Regions from separate parts of the Mus musculus genome. Here all the other regions are linked to region 5. Evidence: chromatin loops called from intact Hi-C (ENCODE). Cell type or tissue: left cerebral cortex. All regions are shown on one strand. Region 1 overlaps Pgs1 (phosphatidylglycerophosphate synthase 1). Region 2 holds the start of Socs3 (suppressor of cytokine signaling 3). Region 3 overlaps Pgs1 (phosphatidylglycerophosphate synthase 1). Region 4 overlaps Dnah17 (dynein, axonemal, heavy chain 17). Region 5 holds the start of Gm11725 (a long non-coding RNA gene).

What was found. A loop is a pair of places that touch in the nucleus more often than their neighbours do. Peaks named below come from ENCODE experiments on the same cell type or tissue, not always from the same donor. Only the 100,000 strongest peaks of a DNase experiment are listed, where the experiment ranks them.
Region 1: a loop joins it to region 5, with 7 times the contacts of the local background. A loop is called at or near these places in 30 of 42 quality-filtered maps.
Region 2: it touches region 5 in a loop (4-fold over the local background); 23 of 42 quality-filtered maps call a loop at or near these places.
Region 3: a loop joins it to region 5, with 2.3 times the contacts of the local background. A loop is called at or near these places in 7 of 42 quality-filtered maps.
Region 4: a loop joins it to region 5, with 4 times the contacts of the local background. A loop is called at or near these places in 20 of 42 quality-filtered maps.

What each region holds. Positions count from the first base shown.
Region 1 is chr11:118,019,869-118,024,868 of GRCm38, reverse strand. It overlaps Pgs1 (phosphatidylglycerophosphate synthase 1), which reads right to left. Exons shown (of 10, transcript NM_133757.2): 10 at 858-1,464. Dnah17 (dynein, axonemal, heavy chain 17) reads left to right here. Exons shown (of 81, transcript NM_001167746.1): 80 at 50-275; 81 at 1,372-3,146. The coding sequence ends at 1,619. Among named protein-coding and RNA genes, the nearest start is that of Mir6933, 20 kb to the right of the region's middle. In left cerebral cortex, a CTCF peak has its summit at 2,892 (motif pointing right); a DNase peak (open chromatin) is centred at 2,895.
Region 2 is chr11:117,967,705-117,972,704 of GRCm38, reverse strand. It overlaps Socs3 (suppressor of cytokine signaling 3), which reads left to right and starts at 3,339. Exons shown (of 2, transcript NM_007707.3): 1 at 3,339-3,830; 2 at 4,387-5,000. The coding sequence starts at 4,475. In left cerebral cortex, CTCF peaks have their summits at 2,647 (motif pointing left) and 3,715; DNase peaks (open chromatin) are centred at 2,629, 3,328 and 4,520; H3K4me3 peaks cover 2,411 bases; H3K27ac peaks cover 2,362 bases.
Region 3 is chr11:117,988,217-117,993,216 of GRCm38, reverse strand. The region is part of intron 1 of Pgs1 (phosphatidylglycerophosphate synthase 1); the gene reads right to left. Among named protein-coding and RNA genes, the nearest start is that of Pgs1, 3.9 kb to the right of the region's middle. In left cerebral cortex, a CTCF peak has its summit at 3,109 (motif pointing left); DNase peaks (open chromatin) are centred at 1,354 and 3,129; H3K4me3 peaks cover 211 bases.
Region 4 is chr11:118,081,537-118,086,536 of GRCm38, reverse strand. Dnah17 (dynein, axonemal, heavy chain 17) reads left to right here. Exons shown (of 81, transcript NM_001167746.1): 37 at 365-469; 38 at 3,555-3,712; 39 at 4,098-4,236; 40 at 4,426-4,653; 41 at 4,926-5,000. Among named protein-coding and RNA genes, the nearest start is that of Dnah17, 45 kb to the left of the region's middle. In left cerebral cortex, a CTCF peak has its summit at 2,556 (motif pointing left); a DNase peak (open chromatin) is centred at 2,562.
Region 5 is chr11:117,868,221-117,873,220 of GRCm38, reverse strand. It overlaps Tha1 (threonine aldolase 1), which reads left to right. Exons shown (of 7, transcript NM_027919.4): 1 at 1-50; 2 at 1,534-1,617; 3 at 2,121-2,209; 4 at 2,601-2,786; 5 at 3,413-3,550; 6 at 3,669-3,861; 7 at 4,479-5,000. The coding sequence ends at 4,762. Gm11725 (a long non-coding RNA gene) reads right to left here and starts at 2,136. Exons shown (of 3, transcript XR_001780380.2): 1 at 1,788-2,136; 2 at 1,018-1,126. In left cerebral cortex, a CTCF peak has its summit at 2,386 (motif pointing left); DNase peaks (open chromatin) are centred at 206, 1,204 and 2,379; H3K4me3 peaks cover 473 bases; H3K27ac peaks cover 880 bases.

The DNA.
Region 1 (5,000 bases), 150 kb before region 5:
GAGCGGCTTCTGGGCCAGGCTCCCCTCAGCAGCTCACGTTTTCTTCCAGGAGCTTGAATCCTGGACCACAGACTTCGCCCTGCCCACCACTGTGTGGCTAGCTGGCTTCTTCAACCCACAGTCCTTTCTCACTGCTATTATGCAGTCCATGGCCAGGAAAAATGAGTGGCCCCTGGATAAGATGTGTCTGTCTGTGGAAGTGACCAAGAAGAATCGGGAGGACATGACCGCTCCTCCCCGAGAGGGCTCCTACGTGTACGGGCTCTTCATGGAAGGTAACTTGTCTGTCCAAGAAGCCTCCAGAATCACGTCCACTCAGCTGTAAATGAGACAGGGCGGGCACAGTCCCGGGCAGGGGTGGGCTTGGAGCCACACTGAGCCCTAGAGGGGACTGAGGTGTGGAGGCCTGGAGGATTGCTAGGATTTCATGGGCAGTAGGAAGATCCCATCTCAGAAATAGAGACAACACTCATTCCAGCCAGCTCTAGCCCAGACAGGAGCATCTGTGTGCAGAAAACTTAAACCACTCAGTCGTGATGAGGAATGCGGCCTCTAACCTCAAACTGGAGCTTTGCTGAGTCTGGGGCTCAGGGCATGTGGGCTGATCCCCAGCTAGTGGTGGGGGGGTCACCTCTGCCAGCATTCCTACTGAGGTTCCCCTAAGTAAAGGCTTCAAGGAGGAAGACTGTCCAGGCCACCCACCAAGCCAGGACAGCAGGAGGGAGATCACTAGGGCACCCATTAGAATCTACTCTGCAGCCAGAAGGCTGTTTTCTTGGAATCACAGTTCCATCAATGCTGTGTCAGGACCAGGCCACCCAAGGGTCACGCACCCACATCACTTGAGCAACACAACAGCCATTCTCCATGTTTATTGTGATTCCAATGCCACGCAGGACACAAACACCATTGGCTAGGATAAGAGACAACAGCAGTCTGGCTAAGGGCAGATAGTGTTTATATGTGCATCTATATATAACTTATTCCCTATGTACACAGAGAGTAGACATTACACAGGAGGGATCAGGAAGGAACATTGCTGGGATCTGAGCTGCGGTCAGTTTTCTCTGCCACTGACATTGAGAAGGCTGAGATGAAGCTCTGAGAAGATGCAGCCTCAGAGCCATTACGGCATGCAGAGTCACCTCGGAGTCCTTGGTTCACACTCCTCCATGTTTGGCACTCTCAGACCCTGGCACCTGGCCTGAACGCTTCATGGCTCCCAGTCACTGGCCTGTCTCTGAAAAGAGTGGGGAGGTTGGAGGCCAGGCCTCTCTCCCTACCGTGCCTCCCTTTTTCACGGTCAGCATCCAAACAGTGGGTTCTGCCTCCCCTAGGGCACCCAGACCCTCAGCTCCATTGTCCCCACAGGAGCTCGCTGGGACACCCAGACCGGAGTCATTGCTGAAGCCCGGTTGAAGGATCTGACCCCAGTCATGCCCGTCATCTTCATCAAGGCCATTCCTGTGGACCGAATGGAGACCAAGAACATCTATGAATGCCCCGTATACAAGACGCGTATCCGAGGACCCACCTATGTCTGGACTTTTAACCTGAAGACCAAAGAGAAGGCAGCCAAGTGGATCCTGGCAGCTGTGGCGCTGCTCCTGCAGGTGTAGCCCTACCTACAGTGTGACTAGGCCGGTACCGATCCTGCCTGGTTCTAACCAGAAAACAGACACATTTTACCACTTTTGACTTCTTACAAACCCAGTGCTCCTGGGCTATGGAGCAGGCGTGGGGGTGTCAGGGGCGGGGTGTATGTGTACAGATTAAAATGCTTGCAATCATTGTGCCCGTCTGATGCACTCAGTTCCCAATGCCACACACAGCAGTGAAGCCTGATTCCCAGCAGCTAAGGAGCCAGCATCCTGGGAAACAAACCCTGAATCTGACTTTCAGGAGCCCAGGAACTTGGCTCGCGCAAGCAGGAGGTGGGGTCAGGGTACAGCACACAAAGTGCCACAGCCAGGGCATCAGGTGCTCCCTGCACACAGCAGCATCTACACTGAGCTCAAGAATAAACAAGAGCCTGCAGTAATCCCCATGCCTGCCTTCCCAACTGCTGTCCCAGAACTGAAAAAGCCAGCCGTGACAGACAGGTGCCATGCAGCCACCCTTCCCACAGAGTAAGGACAGCAGGAGCTGTCACCACATGCTGTGCTCTGGGGTCCCGGGTTTCTCCTGCCTGCAGTAGGGCAGCAGCAGTACAGACTAGGGCCCTCCCCACCTCGTACTTGTGCCGGTCCCACCCCACCTAGTCACACACACCCTGCAAATGCTCCAGACCCAGCTGTGGGGTGGCTGTGTGGACCTTGGTTCTCCACCTAACATGCACACAGGCATGCACAGACACCCCTCGGAGACACAGCAGACTGCAACCCCTTTCAACAGCCCTCCCTCTTCAGTAGGTACCCGCCCCTAGTGATGATGGGCAGACAGGTGGGCTGAGGCCCCGCTGACTGACTGAATCTATCAGAACCATCAGCAGGAAAGAGAAAAAAGCCAAGCCTCAGAGACAGACAGTACTGATGCCAAGCTAACACACAGCAAGGCACCCAGGCTACAAACAGGCGGCAGGACATTGGGAGATAGGCAAGAGGACACCAGGGGTGATGGGAAACAGCCAGCAAAGCCTCTAGCTCCAGTAAGGGGGGGGGGGGGCTCCCTGTAGGGCAGGATATCACTTTCTGGGTTTCTAAGCCTTCAAAGTTGCAAAGCAAAGCTCAGCTCCTTGGGCACTGCCCCACCCCAGCCTGTCTGATCTGGGACCAGGCGCCTGAAGGACAGTCACCTAAGGGAAGAGGCCCTGGTATCTGAGCCCCAACCAGGGACAGAGGGACTCTAACCTCCTTGGGGAACCCTAGCTGCTGTGCACTGCCTCTGCTGGCCAGGAGGGGTCACTGTAGCTCCCTCATGTGGCACAGCCAGCAGGCTCCAGGCAACTTGTTCCAATCCTTGGTAATAACACAAAGTGAATTTTTCTAATTTTGCCTTTGAAGCCTAAAATAAAGCAGTAATTTATTCCACACATACAAATTGTGAGTTGACAAAATTATCTCCAAACTTTCCAAAGGCCAAGCTACCTGCAGGTATCTGGAACAAAGTGCTGGATTCAGACTAAAGAGCCCGGACTGCAGAGAGGAGGAGTCCCAAAAGGCCTGAGAGTCACCAGGGGCACAGAGCAGAGGAGGGTCACTCTGCCCAGTGCTGCTCATTCGAATGCCAGTGCCCTATACGCCCAGCCCCCTGCAGTTCCTGTGCTGGTATCAGTTATGCCTGGGTCGCACACAATGCTGAGCGCTGCTGCCCAGGACAGCACTGCCCCACCTTGTAACTCCAAGCAGCAGCCGTCCTGGCTATGTCTGGGTGTTTCTGACTCTGCAGGGCCCCCTGCTACAGCCAGTCACTGGTGGCAAGGCCAGCCAGCCACAGCTTGTTGATCTCAACAGAGGCAGCATCACTGCTGTGGGGTCCCTATGGTTGTTCCCTGCACAGCAGGCTGTGCTGTAGCGAAACTCAAGTTTCCAGCCTCCCAGACACCCTGGAGAGGAATGGACAAGAGAGCAGGCTTCTCAAAGTGCACTGGAGGGGACCTGCTGTGAGGAGGGACACAACATTTGAACCGGCTTATCTATCATAAGCTGGAACCTAACTAGATGGTGGTAGTGCACGCCTTTAACCCCAGCACTCGGGAGGCAGAGGCAGGCAGATCTCTGAGTTCGAGGCCAGCCTGGTCTACAGAGTGAGTTCCAGGACAGCCAGGGCTACACAGAGAAACCCTGTCTCGAAACCATCCCCCACCCCCAAAAAGCAACAGCAATAGTAACTTCAGATCTCATGTCAAACCAAGAACACTACAATGAGCCGGGTTCAGTGGTACATGCAAGTGGTCCTAACACTTGAGGGATCGAGGCAGGAGGATTGCCATGAACTTGAGGCCAGCCCAGTCTTATTTCTCCAGGCTTACGCACATTGTCTGGTTAGGAATTCATCTGTATAGAGTGTGATGGAAACGGTAGGCACTGGGTTTAGAGACATATGGACATGTGTCACCAGCCTGGCAGAGTGGCTGCTGGAGGGAGGCTGGCCCTCAGGTACATCTCATTCTACTTTCGTATAATATTTAAGAATGACTGAAAAATAACTAAAATAGTGATTAAAGGTTATTTTGTTTTTCCAGACAGGGTTTCTCTGTATAGTCCTGGCTGTGTTAGAACTCATACTGGAGACCACACTGGCCTTGAATTCACAGACATCCTCCTGCCTCTGCCTCCTGAGTGTCGTGATGTATAATCACTGTCCCTGACTGATAAAAGATTTTTTTATTTTAAATGGAAGTATTGCTAGGCCTGGTGGTCCATGCCTTTAATCCTAGCACTTGAGAGGCAGAGACAGGTAAATTTCTGTGAGCTCCATGCCAGCCAGGGCTAACGAGACCTTGTCTCCAAGTAAATACAGTAAAAATGAAGGCATGAGAAAGAAAGGCAGGAGCAGAGAAGCAAAGGTCCCCAGGCAAACCCCTCTACCCTCCAGGATGCATCGGGTCCTGAGAGCCCATGGCTTGCGCATGGTAGCCAGCTCTGCACAGCAAAGCAGCTCAAGTAAGGCCATGCTCCCACCTGTCCAACCACATCCCCTACTGCCCAGGCTACTACATGAGCAATGGGAGCATCAAGCTGCCTCCCTGCTATCACAGTAACCTGCTGCGGATCAGGGAAGACAGGCTGTCTGTCATGCTTTGTCCCATCCCATCACCTGTGTGCCCGAGCACACACCACACGCAAGCTTAGCTCTCTAGAACAGCTCCTCCATCTTTAAGCACTGTCTGTCACAGGGCCACACCACACTGCCTAGAGCAGGGAATGGAAGAAGCCCCGCTATGGCCCTTGCCCCAGAACCCTGTGCAGGGAGAGCAGGAGGAGATAGGTGAAGCTGGCCTCACCACAGGTGGTCCCAGCCCAGGACGGGAGGAGGGAGGAGCAAAGTCCAGCGCTTAC
Region 2 (5,000 bases), 99 kb before region 5:
TTTCTGAATTATGATCTTAGGCCCTATATAGGGCCTTCACTAGGCCGCTAAACTCAGCCCCTTCTCTAAGCTCAGAGCCCCTTCCCCTCTAAGCTCAGAGCTGTTTGTCTTCAAAGCCTACACATGGAAGGAATTTTCTTTGTTCTGGGCTCTCACTGCTGGGTCTTATCTCAGCTTTTCCCAAGGCAGGCAGCCATTATGAAAAGACCTGGTCACCTAAAATCCACCTCAACGCCTCTCTACAGAGCCTGGAAAAAATCTTCAATATCTAAAGTAGTTGAGCCAGGTGTGGTGCTTCACGCCTTTAATCCCTGGTTGAAGGGGGTGGAGGTAGGTGGAGGCAGGAGTTTCAAGCTAGCTTTGTCTACAGAGCCAGTTCCATGACAGCTAGGACTACACAGTGAAACCCTACTTGGGAAATAGGAGGCAGGAACTGAGGATGGAGCCTAGGACTTCCTGCATGCTAGGCAAGCATTCTAGAAAGTGGGCAACATCTGAAGCCTCAAAGGTACTGTGCTAAGCACCTTAGTCCCCACAGCAACACAGGGGAGGCATTCTCATCAGGTCAGCTAACACACAGTGACATCACAGAGTCACTGAGCAGTGGAGCCACAGAACAGCTGAGGTTCCTAAAAGCATGCATGACACCCAGCTTACCCACCCATCTCAGGCCACAGCAGCCTGAGAGAGCAGAAGAACACCTGCTGGTCCTGTCCCACCTCTCCTCTTCAAACAGCCCCACATCCTCCAGTTTTGCTCTGGGTGGAGCTCCCTGCTGGCCCTGCAGAGGGAAGGCTCTCCTAAGCATCATCTATCAGAACGTCTTCAAAAAAAAAAAAAAAAAAAAAAAGCCTCTCCAGCCAGGCTAGCTCTAACACCATTTCTTCCCCTTCCCCTCTCTCAAATTCACTTATCTTTTTTTTTTTTTTTTTTTTTTTTGGATTTTTGAGACAGGGTTTCTCTGTATAGCCCTGGTTGTCCTGGAACTCACTTTGTAGACCAGCCTGGCCTCGAACTCAGAGATCCACCTGCCTCTGCCTCCTGAGTGCTGGGATTAAAGGCGTGCGCCACCACGCCCGGCTAAATTCACTTATCTATTTAATGTATATAGGGTATAGGCTGCCCTTGAACTCACAAAGATCTGCTTGCTTTGCTTCTGGAATACTAAAGGTGTGTGCTACCATCACAGGGACCAAGATTTATTTTAATTCTGTATATGTGTGTGTGTGTGTGTGTGTATGGGGGGTGCACATGAGTACAGATTCCCTTGGAGGCCTGGGGTGGCTTAGGACTGGGGTTACAACAGTTGTGACCCATCCTACATAGGTCCTGGCACCAACACCCCCCCCCCCCCCCCCCGTCTTCCAGAAGTGCAGCAGGTGTTCTTAACTGCTGAGCCAGCAATCCAGCCCCTGACTTCCCTCTCTTACTTAAGAAGCTATCACAGTGTCTCACTGGGTCACAATCATGACTAGTCCTTGCTCATGGCCCACAGCCTCTTCCCCACTGTGGGTTTTGCCCCGCAGCTCTGCCGCCCCAGCGCTGCACCCGAGGCCTGACAGAGCCAGGCACGAAGTCAGGGTTTGTGGAATGGATGAATGAACTTGACTCGTGGCAGAGCATTGTAATTTACAAAGCACTTTCCCATCCATTAACTCCAGGGCTATTTCCTAAGAGTCCTCCCTGTCCTCCACTGCCCTCGGCTCAGAAGCATACGGTCAAGGCAGTGGCTGGGGAACACTCCCTGAATGAGATCAAGGAGGGCTTGTTCACAGAGAAAGGGAGAATCCATTTGGGGAGCCTGAGAGTGACTCGAAGGCAAGGACTGGGCCTCACCTGTGGGATCTCCATCTGTGAGCATCTGCTCATCAGACCAGTGTGAGATATTTTAAATAAGGCCCCTAAGCCTCTTGACTACTGGAATTGCCAGGGGCGGGGGACAGATGGGCACCCATCCCTATTTAACAGATAACAAGACTGAGTCCAGAGAGGCAGTGCACCTGCCCTGGTCTCTCTTAGTTCCTCAGCATCAGTGGAGCAGATTGGACACAGTGGGCCAGAAGGGAAGCAGGCAGCCCTCCCTCCTAGCCCAAGCTACTCTGTGTAGTCAGTTTGCCCTCCTACTGGTGTTACAAGAAGCCTGTGGTATCCAAGAGGGCAGGTCAGAAAGCCCACTGAGAGCAGACACTGTGTGTCACTTAGCTGGTTCTCAGGTGGCTGCCACTTCCTGCTGCCTGTTGCAAAACTCGACACTAGGCCTTTATAGATACTCACGTGACCAGGAGTAAACAACCTTTCACCTCAATCACCTGCTCTTATCAATACTCCCTCTCCACCCCACCATCGGGAAAGTTCAGACACCTTAAAACGTAGAGGCAAGAGAGGGTCCATTCTGACACCTCAGCGACTTTCAGGCAGTGGCTGAACCCGTTACAACGCTCTGTGGACAGTCCTCCTAGTCGACATTCCTTCTCAGGTTTGACCCTGTCCTGGGAAGTGAGGCTTCTCTCTCTGGGTTCCCCACTCCTGTTCTTGAATAAGGAGCCCCACAACCTCTTATTCTCTCTATACAGAGCCTGGGAAACAGCAAAACTCGGCTCGCCTACAAGACTCCAGCGCGCCCTCTGGTGGACTCGGGGGACGAGCATGGGATGAGGGTTTCTTTCCTCTAGCTCCCCCACCGCGCCGAGAGTACCTGGGCGGACCCACAGTTCGCCACGCAGGTTGGGAGGCCCAGATGAGTGATAAGGTAGTAGTTAGCTGCTCCTCCCACCCCACTCCCCAAAGGACATCAGCACCCACGTCTGTCACCGAAGAACCAGGCAATGGGCGGATGAGCTGAGGCCAGGTAGCTGCTTCTAAGTCAGTGTCTCCTCCACTTCTGGATCTCACAGCTTCATCTTTTGGACCTGTCTACAGGTAAATGTCGCGCATCCCCCTCCTCCACTTCCTAGGTCCCCAGTGGGCTGGTGGCTGAATGGTCCTACGTCCCTTTTGGTTGGCACGGGATGCTTGGAACTGTACATGAGGACCTCGGAGTGGCCTGGGTGCAGAGGGAGGGGAGCGTCCCCGCGGGGATCAAAAGAAAGGGAAGGGGTGCCAGGAGGGAGCCTCTCCCGGCTGGCCTCCTAGAACTGCCCGCGCGCTCCCATCGCGACGCCCCCGCCTCTGCCAGAAACCAGCCTTCTTAGAAGGGAGGGGGGGGAAAGTGTGAATGAGAAGTTGGGGGCGGAGCGCGCGGGGGAGGGGCCGCTGCCAGGAACGCTCGGCCAAGGCTGGCGCCGCGCCCGCCGGTCGGGCAGCCTCGCGCCGCGCTTTGTCTCCCTCTCGGTGAGTCTCGGCGGGTCCTGGAGGCCCCAGCTCCAAGCCCGCCCTCCGCGGCCCCTCCCTCGCCCTCCGCGCACAGCCTTTCAGTGCAGAGTAGTGACTAAACATTACAAGAAGACCGGCCGGGCAGTTCCAGGAATCGGGGGGCGGGGCGTACTGGCCGGGTAAATACCCGCGCGCGCGGCCTCCGAGGCGGCTCTAACTCTGACTCTACACTCGCCTGCTCTTACGACCGCTGTCTCTCCGGGCTCCCGGACGCCCCCTTCCCGGCCCAGCTCTCCGTCGAGGTCCCTCGCCCAGGTCCTTTGCCTGATTCGCCCAGGAGTGCGCCTCATCGGCCCGGGGAGCAGCGAAGCCAGAGGGGGCGCACGCACGGGGAGCCCCTTTGTAGACTTCACGGCTGCCAACATCTGGGCGCAGCGCGAGCCACTGCTGGCCGCCGCCTCGCCTCGGGGACCATAGGAGGCGCAGCCCCAAGGCCGGAGATTTCGCTTCGGGACTAGGTAGGAAGGAGGGGCGCGGTGTGGGGAAGGGTGGGGGCCTCGGTCCAGCTCGGGAGCTTTTCCCGGTTTCTCCTCCCCTTCCCGGGTCATTCCCGGTAGGGAGGGGACGAGGTAGGGGGCAGAGCGGATGAGAACCGAAGATCCCTGATTCCCGTCATACTCAGACTGGGGCCCTCGGGTTTCTCCTGTCCCCTCTCTCACATATCTCGGGTTTGGCACCCCCCTTTTTTCGCCCTCGCCACTGAGGACACCGGACTGAGAGGCGCCCTGAGCGTCCCTAGGGCTCTTGTGTCTCTCCCCATCCTGGCCGCGCTCCTGGAGACCCAACTTCCACGCGCGAGTTTTCTCTGGGCGTCCTCCTAGGGCGGGCAGGGGAAGAGACTGTCTGGGGTTGGCCGGCAGTGACCGAGGACAGTCGAGTTCCGCGAGGTGGCTGGGCCTGAGACACGGTCTAAAGCGGGGCAAAGGGGTGCCCCGGGCGCTAGGCGGAGGCTGGAGGGCCGGGCACGCTGGAGGGTTCCGGGCACTCACGCGCCTCACGCTTTGCTCTCTGCAGCTCCCCGGGATGCGGTAGCGGCCGCTGTGCGGAGGCCGCGAAGCAGCTGCAGCCACCGCCGCGCAGATCCACGCTGGCTCCGTGCGCCATGGTCACCCACAGCAAGTTTCCCGCCGCCGGGATGAGCCGCCCCCTGGACACCAGCCTGCGCCTCAAGACCTTCAGCTCCAAAAGCGAGTACCAGCTGGTGGTGAACGCCGTGCGCAAGCTGCAGGAGAGCGGATTCTACTGGAGCGCCGTGACCGGCGGCGAGGCGAACCTGCTGCTCAGCGCCGAGCCCGCGGGCACCTTTCTTATCCGCGACAGCTCGGACCAGCGCCACTTCTTCACGTTGAGCGTCAAGACCCAGTCGGGGACCAAGAACCTACGCATCCAGTGTGAGGGGGGCAGCTTTTCGCTGCAGAGTGACCCCCGAAGCACGCAGCCAGTTCCCCGCTTCGACTGTGTACTCAAGCTGGTGCACCACTACATGCCGCCTCCAGGGACCCCCTCCTTTTCTTTGCCACCCACGGAACCCTCGTCCGAAGTTCCGGAGCAGCCACCTGCCCAGGCACTCCCCGGGAGTACCCCCAAGAGAGCTTACTACATCTATTCTGGGGGCGAGAAGATTCCGC
Region 3 (5,000 bases), 120 kb before region 5:
ATCCCAACGACCTACAGACTCAACCACCCCAGCACACAGCATGTACATGCTTCTCTGGGCCCCTGAATGGATGGCGAAGTCAGCCTGGTGTACATGAGTCCCAGGTAAAACAGTTTCCCCCTCAACACTCCTCCCCAGCATCAACTGGGTTCAGAATAGCCAAACTGCCACCCCACAGAAAGCACCTTGGGTGGCGCAGCAGGACCATTCATCTCACCAAGCATTTTGAGGCTCCAAGTACCTGTGGAAAGACACTGGCTTGCCTTGCCTATGGGTGAGCCATGGTGAGACCCAGCCTAGCTCCCCTATTCTTAGCGGAGAGACAACCCCAGAAGCACAGTGTTGTCTGCAATTCACCTCTGAAGCCACAGTCCCAGTGCTGCCACCACCCTCGGGAGACAGTAGGACTAAAACTCCTTCCCAGGGTAGGCAACAACACACCAAGGCTCACTCTGGATGAGTACATGAATTTACTCATGTACTCATGAATTACATGAGTGGCTTCCTGACAGAGCACAGGGGATGGGTCAGCATATGTGCTCCCCACAAGAAGGACACACCAGAAGCAGGGAAAATGATGTCCCCAAAGCCCCCTCTCTGCAGTCTTCGCCAGCCTATATACCTTACCCCTGCTCTAGGGCCATGTGCTGTAAGCAGCAGTCTTGCATACAGCAGGTGTTAAAGAGAGAATACTTGCTCAGGTGTGGGTCTTGTGACCCTCCCAGACCATCTATGAAGGATAGATGTGAAGAGACAAGCCCAGCTTAGATCTCTTTTCAAGTCCACACAGCTGAAAGACCAAGATGACAGTTGTTTGGCTCTGGGGATACAAACTGTAGGTCAACCTGCTCAGCTTTGGACAGTGCTGTGAAGCTGAAAGACTGCCTGCCCTACCAGAGAACCCTCAATGGCCAGGAATGCTGTGTCCTGCACATCGGCCTCAGGGTTCATTCCCTCTGGGAAACACACAGAGTTCCTGGCAAAGACTGATGGGATCCCAGTCAAATCTGTCCAAAAACACCCCCTGCCCTTCCCTCCAAGTCTTTAAAAGAAACTGTGGTATTTGGTCATCCCATTTTCAGAAACTACTTTTTCAGAAGAGTCCACCCTCCACTCCCCCACATTTACATATTTACACGTAAAGGTAACTGATGAGAAGATCAACAGTCATAGCTTCCTGAGAAGTCTGTACTTCCTGCAGCCCTGGCAGCAGAGGCCCTTCCTGACTTCTGCCGTCTGAGCCCAGGAAGGGAAGTGATGCTCTCGGTTACTCAACACTGTGGCCACTGGACTCCCCAGCAAGCACCGCTCCAGCTATACACTGACCACAAGCTAAAGGGAAGTCAGTGACACTGGGGACTGAAGAGCTGCCGGCTACTGAGGCACAGCAGGAACTAAGCATGACATGGACCATACCTGCCCCCGAGGGCTCCCGTCAGGCTGTCTCCTTTACTGACTTAAGTCAGTATTTACAGAGAGGATTAGATATGGAAGGAACTGAGTGGTTTAATCCCAGGCAGCTCTCCATCTGCTTAGCAGCATGTGCCCAGCTGGGCCCCACTCACACCAGCTAAGTCACACTCAGGGAAACTCAACAGCAACTTACCAAGCTACAACTAAAAGTCAATCAGCTGAGAATTCTGAGAAACTATTCCTTGGTTCCAGATTCTCTCTGCCACCTGCTCTCACTGCCCTAAATAATAAATCAGGAGGCGACTGAGGACTGAGGACTAGCTCAGTGGCAAAGTGCTTGTTCAGCATATGTAAGCGTCCTGTGTTCAAACCCAGGACAACCAGAAAACGTTGACAAACTCAGGGAAGCAGAGCACAGTGAATAGTACTTGAAATAAGAAGCACTTGAAGGCAAGTGGATCAGCTGTTCGCGTTTGAAGCTAGCCTGGGCTACATAAGACGATGTGTCAAAAACTAAAATAAGCCAAAGGACAGAGCTCTAATGAGTTGGGAAGGCCGAGCCCCCACATTAGAAATGGTCAAAGGAGAGTAACCCTGCAGTGGGAAAATTCCTCAGTAGAAGTTTCTCAGGATGTCCACTAACCCTCCAAAGTCACACCGTTCAAAGACCCTTCCCTCTATGGTTACTTGGTTCCCTCTCACAAGCCAGGAATTGGACCAGTGTCTCTGTCTCGCCGCCCCTCCCCCACAAAATAAGATTTTGTTATACATAGTTAATAAATAAATATTGCTTTAAAGGAAAGTCTACAGGCCACAAGAGGATACTTTCTTGTATGGCAAACAAATTCAAGATGAGGACAGAACCCCCTCTTTATACACTTCCCACTAAGTCTCACCTGCTCCAGTAAGGAGCCCATTTTGTGCATCACTAGGCGTGGGCTTCTGAGCACTGGGCACCTCCACCTGGCTGCAGCTCACAGGCCACAAATGACCTCATCATCATTCCCCAAACCTGTGGCTTTTACTCCGGTTCAGTCACCCGACGCCCTACCTCAGCAGCATCCCCAGTGCAGGACTAACTCTTCCCTCCCATTGCCCTGACATCACAGGAGCACCTCCACCACCAATCTCAGGCCTGCGCCATTCACAAACGAAATCACACAAGGACCTAGCGTTTGCCTCCAAGGTCTCTGGCCCAGGACACTGACTTGCTCCTAGCTCCTCTCCTACTTAGCAACACTCCATCAGCTGCTAGAAATGGTTCAAGCACTGCCCCCCCCCCACGCCTGCTCACATCACCCCCCCTTAAATGCCCACTCCCCCTTCTTCACTTTGCTTCATTCCAAACAGCTCTGGGCTCTGCCACTGGGAGCCTTCCATAATCTCAGAAGCCTCTCCTGGGTGTCACTATGACCTTCCACCCTACTTTCCTGGAACTGTCTGCTCATAGGCTGAAACACTTTAAAGGCAGGGCTGTGCCTTTATCTCGCCTAGAAGAGCAATGACCCATCCACACGAGGAATAAATGAACTGTCTAGTTCTCTCAATGACAGTGAGTCAGACACTTGCTTCAGAGAAAGCAACAGTATTTCAAGATCACTAATAAGAAACGATTTTCTCATTTAAGTCTCTATGGGCACCTCCTAGCCTGAGAGGAAACCACGCGGTGAAGAACCGCTCCTCCTGCTGGCCGCAAGGATTCACCAAGTCCCCGATGACTGAGTCAGACTGGCAAGCCAGAATCTAAAATAAGTTAAGCTCATGACTACACAGAGCTATTATCAATGAATCAGTGATCAGAGAATTACAAGAAACCACACCATTCGGGGAATGAGGAATTGGGAGGTGCAGTGGAACAATGGAGAAGAATCGAAAGCCAGCAGCTGACAGTCAGTGGCCACAACTGACATAAATAATGCCAAACACCAAGGCCCCGGAGAACCAGAAAAAGCTGCCAGCCAAACAAGGCAGAGGTGGGGGACAAGACCCGCAGGGTCACCCATTGGTGGAAACACCAACCCCAGCCCCTACCCTGAGAACTGTAAAACAAAGAGCTTCTGAACACACAGCAAAGAACTCGAGTCCTAGACTGACTGTCACAAGTCTGTCACTCAACCCCCAGCCCCACTCAACTGTAGACTTAATCCTTCGGTTTAGAAATACGGAGCCATGAGTACTGCAAAGATTTTGGGGAAGCTGAGCTGCGTGTGGTAGCACATGCTGGCAGTTTCAGAGCTCAGGGGATGGCAGGAAGATCAGGAGTTCAAGGCCACCCCAAGAGAATGAAATCCTGTCTCAAAGAAACATGAGTCACGTAAGAAGTCTACAGAGACTACCCTCACTGCCACACCACACCTGCCATCCCCCATCCAGGAGCTAAGGCCACCCTTAACAACATAGCGGGCCTGAGTCAGGCTGGGCTACATTCAACCCTGCCTCAGAAAAATTAAAAAAAAAAAAAGAAAGAAAAATTAAAGATACAACTTGATCTACGTAGAAGTTCTAGGACAGCCAGGGACACAGACTGAGATCCTGTCTCAAAGGAACATTCATGGGCTGGAGAGGGCTCGGGGGTTACGAGTGTCCACTGCTCCTGCAGAAGACTTAAGTCTGATTCCTACAAGTGCATTTAACTTTAGCACCAGGGACTCCAATGTCCTCGTCTGACCCCCAAGGGTTCCTGCATCATACGCACCTACACATGGAAGCACACATAACTGCAAATAAAAATAAAATCTTGGGCTGAGTGTGGTGGCCACACCTTTAATCCCAGCACTCCATGGCATAAACCAGTAGGTCTCTATGAGTTTGAGGCCGGCCTGGTCTACATAAAGAGTCAAGCCAGCCAGCTATAAAGTAAGAACCTGTCTCAATCAAACTAACAAAATCTTTTTTTTTTAATTTTTTAAAGGGAACAATGAAATACTTCAACAAGTAAAGTTGCCTGCAACCAAGCCCAAAGACTTGTGTTCAATAATTAGGATGCACATATGGGCACACAACAAAGCTTTTCATTTAAAAAAAAAAAAAAGATAAAGCAGGAGTTGAAAAGCAAGGTGCACTCCTGTCATCCCTGTGCTCGGGAGACTAAGGAAGGAGGACCCAGTGCGCCAGGCTAACCTGGGCTACAAAGCACACACACTAGGGCAGAGGGTGGGGGGAGGGTAGCCCAGTTGGTAAAGTTATCTAACTGCCTAGCATACACAAGGCCCTGGAAATGTCCCCTATCTAGCCCATGAAATTGGGCACAGTGACACATGCTGGTAAGACTAGCACTTGTAGACAAATGGGCCATTAATTCATAACCATCAGCTACAAAGGATATTCGAAAGTAACCTGAGGTGAGGCCCTGTCAGGCCTAGGGGCACAGCTCCATGTAGAGTGCTTGCCTATCCAGAATTTGATACCCAGTGGTATAGGGGATATAGTTCATGTAGGTTGCCTGAGCCCCCTTCAGAGATCAGCACCAAAGCTGAACAATGAATACTGAGGTTTACAAACCAAAAGGAAATCAACAAAGCTTCCTAAACTGCTCCTCTTTCAGGCAGAACTTTTGAAACCTAACATTTTTCAGTGGTCTGGTGCCC
Region 4 (5,000 bases), 210 kb before region 5:
TGCTGACTGAAGGTCATACCAGCGTGTCCCCCTCAGGGGCCCTAGAAAAGTGAAGTCTATTGATCCTAGAAGGACTTCTGTGTGAACTCCATGGGTGTGTTGCTGACCCTGCAGGGGACAAAATGGCATAGTCACACGAAAAGATCTTCCTGGAGCCCCAGCCCACCTCAGAGGATCCCTTCCTCCATGTGCATAAAATGAGAAGACAGGGGTAGGGATTGGGGGATTTCTTAACTTGATGTTCGCTTAGAAAAAACGCTGGGACCCTGCGGGTCAGGTGTACAAGGGCGCTGTCTCCAGACACCTGCTTCCTGCAGGCCTCTGGGGGCCACTCCCTCTCTCTGATCTGACTTTCCCTTTGTAGTCCTGTGGAAACATCTACAAGGGCCTGGCACAGACGGGAGCCTGGGGTTGCTTTGATGAGTTTAACCGGATCTCGGTGGAGGTCTTGTCTGTGATTGCTGTACAGGTAGGGCCCTTCTGCTTAGTCTCTGGGTCAGTGGGGGACCCGGAGTTGTGCCCAGTTTTCCTGGCATCTCAGTCACCAGAGACCCTCCTGTCTGACCACCCCAACAGCCAAGCACTGGGCAGGGAGGTGACACAGTGAGGCCTCAGATGCCCTGCCCTGGCTCCCAGGGGCCCTTACACACAGAGGGGACAGTAAGGGTCCCATACAGGGAGGTATAACTGATTCGGCCTGGGGATGCTAACGTAGAGAGCTACTTTGGGTGTGGTAGCTCATGCCTATAACTCCTGCCACTTTGTGATATGAACCCAGGAGGATTGCCACAAGTTCAAGGCCAGCCTGGTCTATAGAACAACCTCTAGGTTAGTCAGGACTATAGATTAAGACTTTGTTTTGTAAGACAGAGAAGGGGAGAGAGAGAATATTTGATAACCCTTAGTTGGCTTTGAGATTGTACTGTTTGGCAGCAAACTAGACCAAAATGGTACAGAATGTCCAACGACCCTCCCTCTGCCTGCCACCCACACACACACACACCCACACCCACACCCACACACCCACACCCCCACACCCCCACACCCACACCCACCCCCACCCACCCCCCAGCAGGCTGTATTTATAGTCTCAAGGAAAGGAAGTGCAGAATACAGACAGCTGGATTGATCACAGCTGCTCTGCCTTATCTGAACATGGTTTGAACAGTTGGCTGCCTGCAACCGGCTGGAACTCAGCTGTGGGCTTCAAGAACTAAGTTACAATATCTCCATGCATCGGTTGGCGTTCACTAGATAATCCATGTAGGGAGAAACCCTTCCCCAAGCTGGAGCTCTGTGCAGAGGTGGCCTCAGGCCAGTCAGGTGAACTTGACAGAAGAGAATGAAGCACTCTGGGCTTTGAAGAACACGGCAGTATCTCAGTATAAACTAACCAGCCAGAGCGGATGGGGAAGGAGTGGTTGTGTGTCCAGGGAATTCCCTAACCCGGCACAGAACAGCAATGGGGAATCCAAGGCAAAGGGGGTACAGGGTGGGGGCCATGTCAACACCCCAAGCTTTTAAACTCACCCGCAGGGCTCTGTGTTTCAAACAGGAGCCCCAGCAGTCCTGGTGCCCGACAGACTGGATAGACAACGGGCTCTGAGGTCCTCCAAGGCTGGCCTCCAATCTCAGATCAGCTTGAGACCCCACCTGCAGAGCCCTAGGCCAAGGCCCGACTTTGGAGGTCCTCACGAACCAGGCCTAGCCGCTTGCCCCAAACCCAGACAGTAAAAAAAAGGAATGATGGATAATGGGGAAAGGAAGATGGTACGGGTCAGGGGAGTGTTAGCAAGAGTTCCAAGGCTACACAGGAAGGGTGCTGGGTACACACACCTAAGCACTAGTGCGCAGTGATGTTCCTAGCATAGAAGTGACCACCAAAGAGAGTCTAAGAAAGGTTGAGGTGACCAGTTCTCAATCTGCTGTCCCTTACCGACCTGTTCACCCAGAGCTAAGTCAGTACATTGTAGCGGAAGCAACATTGTAGCAGAAACAGCTGCTACTCTTGCTAGAATTTCAGTAGGAAAAACCAGTAGGGGTGGGGGTGAGGGCAGGGCTCCTGAACACCCAGGTGGTGAGGAGATACAGGGGTGAGAGGACCCACAGGCTGGGGAAACCTCACCTCTAGAGCTCTCATCAGCCCCCCTCCCACTCCCCAATCTGAGAAGGGCCAACTGAGTTTGCCAAGGTGATAGCCACGCCTCCACCCTATCCTCCCAGGGTCAGTCACACACCTCTGACTCTCTGACTCAGTATTCACTCCCAAGTCATGGGACGAACCCTAGGATGTTCCACGGCACCTGTTTGATGATCTGAATATTTGTGGACACAAAAGAACAGGGACCAAAATGCTAGGAAGGTCCTAGCAGCAGGAGATGCTCCCAAATTCTTGCCCTCTAGTCCTGCCCAGGTGTGAGCCCTGTGGGCTAGAGACTGGGCGGAAAACCCAGCATCACCCAGAGTCACCTACCAAGTCCAGGCGAGCAAGATTTGGGCTAGGGGGAAAAAAAAAATCCCATGGCTGAGAGATTTCAGTCACGAGCCTGGAGCGCCCCCCAGTGGTGATCTTACAGTTTGCCGCTACCTTCCTTTGGTTCCTCTAAAATCCCAAGCAGAGACCAGATTTCTCCGTCCTGGTAAGCAGGAGATGGCCCCAGAGACTCTTGGATGCAGAGTGGCTACTAATAGGACTCTTATGGGTTCTTGTCAGAGAGTTGACAGAATTTAGCCAGGGTCACGGCCAGAGGACACTCCTGAGACAAAAGCCCAGCTGAGGTCGGCTGTATAACACCACGAACAACAAGATCACAGCGGTGGAGGGCAGAAGTCAAGGGCAATGACAGAGTGAAGGCCACTGCTAATTCACAGCCACCACACTCTGTAACTGGCGCGGGGGCTTGGGGGTGGGCCGACAACCCAGCCAATAAAATGCTTACCACACAAACCCACCGGCCTGAGCTCAGCTCCTAAAACCCAAATAAAAAGCCAGATGTGGGCACTGGAGAGATGGCTTTGGGGTTAAGGGCACCAGTTTCTTTCTGAGGACCTGAGTTTGCTTCCTGACACCCATGCCAGGTGGCTCCCAGCTCCAGGGGATTCCGCAGCCTCTGTGGCCTCATCAGGCAGCCAAACACACGGGCATACAGACACAAGCACACACATAAATCTTTTCCTTAAGGGGGGGGGAGCCAGATGCTGCCAGGTCTTTAATCCCAGAACTCAGAAGGCAGGGGCAGATGAGTCTCTGTGAACTCAAGACCAGCCAGGACTACATAGTGAGGGCCTGTTTCAAAACACAAAGCCAGATGCCAGATGTGTAATTCCAGCACCGTGGAGGGGGAGACAGAAGGATCCCTGGGGCGCTCTGACCAGCCAGTCAGTTGGTGAGTTCCGAATTCAACGAGAGACCCTGTCTCAAAAAAGTGTAGAGCAATAGAGGAAGACACTGTTGCTGTCTGGATTTCGCATATGTTCATACCCACACATATGTGCACACATTTGCACACACAAATGGTTACATTTTAATGTGTGTGTGTGTACCAACTGTCTAGGTAAAGTGTGTCCAAGATGCAATTCGGGCCAAGAAAAAGAAGTTTAACTTCCTGGGAGAGATAATAAGCCTTGTCCCCACCGTGGGCATCTTTATCACCATGAATCCTGGCTACGCAGGGCGCACGGAGCTGCCGGAGAACTTGAAGGCCCTATTCAGGTGACAGAGGAGGGATCCGGCAGTGTCCCAGGCTGAGGAGTTAGTGGAGGAGGTGGAAGACCCCAAGGCTAGCAGCTCCCAAGATGGAGTAGGGGTAACAGGACAGCAGGCAGGTCCTGGGGCTCCCCAAGTGGGGGAGGGGGGCGCGGTCCACAGCCGAGACACTGGCTATTCTGCTTAAGGAGTCTCAGAGGAGTCGGAGCAGGCGTGGGGCCTGGAGCTTCCTGAGCTGGGTGTGTGGATGGATGGGGGAGGCTGGAACCCGGCTTCATGTACCCTGAAGGTTGACTGGCAGGGACACGTGGCCCAGGGGAAGAGGGGCGGCTGGCTGATGAGGAGCCAGGGAGGTGAAAGCGGGAGAGACAGCTGCTCGGTCACCTCTCAGGCCCTGTGCCATGGTGGTCCCTGACTTCGAGTTGATTTGTGAGATCATGCTTGTGGCCGAGGGCTTCCTGGATGCTCGCCTCCTGGCCCGGAAGTTCATCACCCTCTACACCCTGTGCAAAGAGCTGCTCTCTAAGCAGGTGTGGTGTGTTCTCCCAGCCCCTAGGGCTCTTGGTCCAACCTCGGCTGGGGGCGGGGGGGGGGCGGGGGGTGGTGATCCATACTTATGTCTCTGCCCCTCCCTAGCCCCGAGATGAACTCTGAGCCTGACAGTGCCAGATGACCACAGTCAGACGACAAGTTCACATCCGAGTTCCCACTCCCCGCAGGACCATTATGACTGGGGCCTTCGGGCCATCAAGTCTGTGCTGGTGGTAGCCGGCTCCTTGAAGAGGGGAGACCCCACCCGGGCAGAGGACCAGGTGCTCATGAGGGCCCTGAGAGACTTCAACATCCCCAAGATCGTGACTGATGACCTGCCCGTGTTCATGGGGCTGATCGGCGACCTCTTCCCAGCTCTGGACGTGCCCCGGAAGCGAGACCTGAATTTTGAGAAGGTAATTCTCTCCCCTCCCCGACGTACACCTCCGTATCCATCCTGAGAAACTTGCCCTTGAGTGCTGCAAGAATCGGGGGCAGGGGGGAAGAAAGTTGCTTCCTGCTCCCCAGCCAGCCCCAGGCTTCAGAACTGATGGCCACAGAGATCTGGAGTCGGGGTTCCAGGGCCGTGTGAGTTCTGGGTGAGATTAGGGGCACAGCTTGGCAGCTCAGCCACAGAAAAGGTTGCCTTCCCGTGCCCTCTTAACCCTGCCACTACTGTGTCTCCCAGATCATCAAACAGAGCATCGTGGAGCTCAAGCTTCAGGCAGAAGACAGCTTTGTGCTGAAAGTCGTCCAGCTGGAA
Region 5 (5,000 bases):
CGAAGCGGTTGTAGGAGACGATGATTACGGCGAAGACCCTACGGTCCACGGTGAGCCCGGCGAACAGGCCCGGGGCAGGGGTCGTTGCGGTGACCCCGGGACGCTGTCCGTGGTTCTGACAGGACAGCACGGACGCAGAGGGGTGCCTCGCTGACATTTGAGGACGCTCAGTGGTGCACTCTGCGTTCTTGTTCCTTCTCGGAGAGATCCCTGGTAATGCAGACTCTTGAGCTCCACAATGGACTTGGGGAGCCAGAATCTGCATTTTAACAGGACCACCTGGTGATTTCTGCCCACTGTCACCCAATTGCCCAGATGGGTGTTGTCCAGACTTGGCAAAGCAAGACCCCGAGATGGGCAGAGAGGAGTTCAAGGACCCACATCAGGAACAGGGAAGAACCAGGGTTTGAGACAGGTCTTACTACAAGGAGGGCTAACTACTCTCCTTCATTCATTGGCTGACTTCACAAAGACAAAATCAATCCAGCAAAGAAAGTGCTCGCTGCTCCTTCACAGGGGGGGGGGGGGGGTGCAGAATTTCATATCTAGGGAGTGCAGCGCGTTAAGGAGACAGCAAACCAAAGCCCACCCGGGGTCAATAGTCACTGCTAAGGTGGACCTCTAGTGCTGCTGTGTGTGCACTAGAGATCCAGAGATACACCAGAGATCACACTTGACCTTTGTGGACCCAGGGGTGATTGGGGCTGATCTAGAATCTCTTGACAACAAGATATTACCAGGAACTTCAAAGATGCTGAGCTACACTGCTCTCAGCAGGCACCTGGTGTAAACAGGTCACCACATCAAGGCTGGGAGGTCCTGGCCTCGACAGGAGTCTGAGGAGGGTGAACCAGGGGCTGGGAGGAGGAGCGAGCAGAACTCATCCCCGACCGCACACAGGGCTCAGGGAGACACGGGTATGTGTCCTCTGGGGACAGAATCTAGATCACTTTAGCACTGAGCATTGTGTCACAGACAGGAGAGCCACCATGGCCTTTACCCAGGCCATCCACTCACCCGCCAGCTGCACTCTTTGTGCCCTGCCCGCTCCCCAGAGGCTCTTCTTCCGTGGTGATGTGCAGAGGAAGTCCACAGGGAAACCACAAGGCCTCACCTGCCGGGGCTTCTGGGAAAGGGAGAAAAACAGGTGTGAGGTCTGGGTGGGAAAGGGGCTTCAAACCACAAGGGAGTTTCGGTGGCCTGGGGCGGGGACTGTGGCTCAGGAGGACTGACAGAGGGGCCTCTGGCTGTGGCACGTGGTTACCAAGATCACAGACTCCAAGCCCCACCCACAGGACCATCATTTCTCATCCGAGCAAATGTACCTTTTCGGAGAGAAGTGCTTAAGATAAGGTCTTGCTGTATAGCTCAGGCGGCCCTCCAACTCAGTTATCCTCCTGCTTCAGCAGAGTACTGGAATCACAGGTCTATTCTATCAAACCCTGTAACAAGTACACACGAACTGTGTGCCACGGTACAGTGGCCCGAGGAATTGCTGATTCTTGCCCTTCCCCTGCCCCCCTCCCTTCTCAGAACTGCAGGAAAAGGCTGCAGAGTTGCTTGGGGTAGAGAGGACGCTGTTTGTGCCCACCAACACTATGGCCAACCTCATCTCTGGTGAGTGTCTTACCCGCCCCTCTGAGCCCCAGCTCAAAGGGTCTGTGGCACTGGTGGGCACACACCTGGATTTCTTTTGGGTGCAACTGGTGGAGCACTCTGCATTTGGCAGTGGGAGGAGTGAGGTCTGAGTCTCTGCTACTCCCTAGCTCTTCTTCCTGGATGCTTACCTTGCAGCCCTGGCCTGGGTTGTTTCCCAGTGTGCTTCTGTCCTCTGGCTGCTCCTGGTACCCTGGGATGCCTGTTCCTGGAGGCAGCATCCTGGCACTCTTCCTTGCTGGCCATGGGGGTCTGGTGCAGGTTATTAGTGTCCAGCCTTCACAGCCTAGAATTGTGTAACACACCAGTCTTTTCAACACGTGACAGTGAGGTGTTTTGACTCCCAATTGACAGAGGGAGTCTGAGCTCACTGGGGGCCCTAGCTCAGCCTGGCCAAGCTGAGCAGGGGCAGAGAGATCCTCTGGACCCAGTTCCAAATCCTGCCCTCCTCCCATCTGTCTCAGTGATGGGTCACTGCCGGCGCCGGGGTTCCCAGGTCCTCCTTGGGCAGGAATGCCACCTCCACGTCTATGAGCAGGGCGGGGTGGCACAGGTAAGGACCAGACAATAATACCCTGGGGTTTTGGATATTCTTCAGCCAGCTAGGATGTCAAGGTAGGCCCCTGTTTCTCAGGTACCAGCCTGGAACCGGCAGAGGGGGGAAAGAGAGATGGAAGGGAGGGCCTGGGCCCAGATTTGCTCACTTGTCGCGGTGCCTTACTGCCCTCTAGTGGACAGATGGAGCACTAGCACTCCAGAAAGACGCCAAAGGGCAACGACTGAACAGAAAAAGCAGGAACCAGCAGCCTTTCCAGTTCGGATGCTGTGTAAACATGCTCAGAAGAAAGACCCTGGGTTCCAGAGGTGGCTCTGACTGCAGGGGAACCTTCCTACCCAGAAGTGCCACCGGACCCACCTGATCCAGCATCCTCTCCCACCTGCAGATCGCTGGGGTGCATTCCCACCCCCTCCCCGACCTGCCCTATGGCACCTTGGACCTGAATGAGCTAGAGAGGGCACTCACGCGGGGCTCTGGGAGTCCCTACCATCCAGTCTGTGAGCTCGTGTACCTGGAGAACACTCACAGCAGCGCGGGAGGCCGGGTCCTCCCTGTCGACTACCTCCGCCAGGTAGGCTACCTCCCCCAGGTAGGCTCCCACACAGCAGTGTCCCAATGCCAGCCCAGTGCACTCTGGGCTTCCTGTTTCCCCTGATACAGTCCCTTTCCTTAGGAAAATCCTCTCTCTGGCGGACTGGAGAGATTGCTCAGTGGTTAACAACAGTGCTCTAAGAGAGAATCTGAGCCGGGCAGTAGTGGCGCACGCCTTTAATCCCAGCACTTGGGAGGCAGGCGGATTTCTGAGTTCGAGGCCAGCCTGGTCTACACAGTGAGTTCCAGGACAGCCAGGGCTACACAGAGAAACCCTGTCTCGAAAAACCAGAGAGAGAGAAAGAGAGAGAGACTGAGAGTTTGGCTGGATCAAAACCATCTGCAATGGCATACACCTGCACACATAAAATAAAAATAAGACAACTGGAGAGAAGGCTGGATGGTTAGCATCACTTGCTGCTCTTCCAGAGGACCTGAATTATATTCCCAGCACCTACACCAGGCAACTCACAATTTGTAACTCTCGCTCCTGGGGAATCCAGTGCTTCTGGATTTAATTTAAATTTAAAAAAAAAAAACAAGATTCCAAGCCCAGTGGTCTCTTGGAAATTTTGCCTCTGAACACCACCTGCCCTTTGCTTTCAGGTGTGCCTCCTGGCCCACGCCCACGGAGCAAGGGTCCACATGGATGGAGCTCGGTTGATGAATGCAGCAGTGGCTCTGCGCATACCCCCTGCCCGCCTTGTAGAGCACTGTGACTCTGTATCCTTCTGTTTCTCTAAGGTAGGCTGTCCTTCCGGAGCCTGACAGACCTGCTTGCCTCGCTCGGGTGCTGAGGCTGAAGCTCTAACCTCATCTCAAGGGCAGGCTTTGTGAGATAGGGTCTCTTCTCTTCCCTTAGGGCCTAGGTGCACCAGTGGGAGCTCTGGTTGGCGGATCCAAAGACTTCATTGGAGAAGCATGGCGCCTCCGCAAGGCCCTGGGTGGAGGCATGCGCCAGGCTGGAGTGCTGGCTGCGGCTGCCCTGGTGGGACTAGCTGAGGCAGAGGAGGTGCTACCAAGGGACCACGAGAATGCCCAGAGATTCGCTAAAGGTGCCTGGAAGGACCCCCCCCTATCCCTTTTGCTCCCTCCTACTTGGGCCTAGATGTCCCGGGCAGCAGGATCAGGTCCCCAGCAGATCTGCACCCCAAGAGTCTAGCGTGTTGAGAGTTGGCACTACAGGGTCGGGGATTTAGCTCAGTGCTAGGCAAGCGCAAGGCCCTGGGTTCAGTCCTCAGCTCTAGAAAGAGAGAGAGAGGGGAGAGAGAGAGAGAGTTAGTTGGCACTAAGTCTCTAGGATGGGACCTTGGGTCTTCTTGCCTCACCGGCCCTGCTCCAAGGGGCACCCCACACTGGGTGCAACCAGCAGAGTCAGGAACCAGGCCAGAGTAGAGCCTCCAACTTGGGTCTTTTGTGCATGTTCTAAACATTCATAATGACCCTATGATGTTCCCACATCTGAGGCCCAGAGTAGATGACCAATCTATTTAGTGTGAGGAAGAAGGAAAAAGTAGGACTCAACTCATGTTTCTGAATGCCACATCAGGATTCAAGCTGTTTCCCCACAGGATAATCGGGGTGCCCTTCTGCCTTCCCTGTGGGATCGATCTGGCAGTGGCATGGTTGGGCCCTGGGGTTGGGGTATACTCACCACCATATCTGACTCCAGGACTCCAAGACCTGGCGTCACCCATTTGCTCTGTGGATCCTGCCACCGTGGAGACCAACATGGTGCTGGTGCAGGTAGCTGGGCTGCCTCCCTCGGAGCTATGCCAGCGCCTGCAGGCTGTGAGTGCAGAGGAGGTGGCTCAGACTGGCCGTGCCGTGCGCGTGCTGCTGTTTCCCTGGACAGAACAGTCTGTGCGGGCTGTGTGGCACCGAGATGTGTCTGCTCAGGACACGGAACTGGCACTGAAGAAGTGGGAGTTTGTGCTGAGACAGTTGCGGCCCTGAGGCCAGGGGATCCGGGACCCCGTGCTACGATTGGAGTGGGCAGTGAGATGCCTGAAGCTGTTAGCCTGGTGAAGGCTCATCCTCTCTGGAGGATGGTGACATCATTCCGTCTCTGGTTTGCTCCAGTGACACTCCTGGGATGGCCTTACGCAGTCAGGAATAACCAGGCATAAGGTGGGGAAAGCTGTGACTGCATATCCAGAGAAGGAAGCGCATAGAGGAGGCAGGCCCTGGGGTT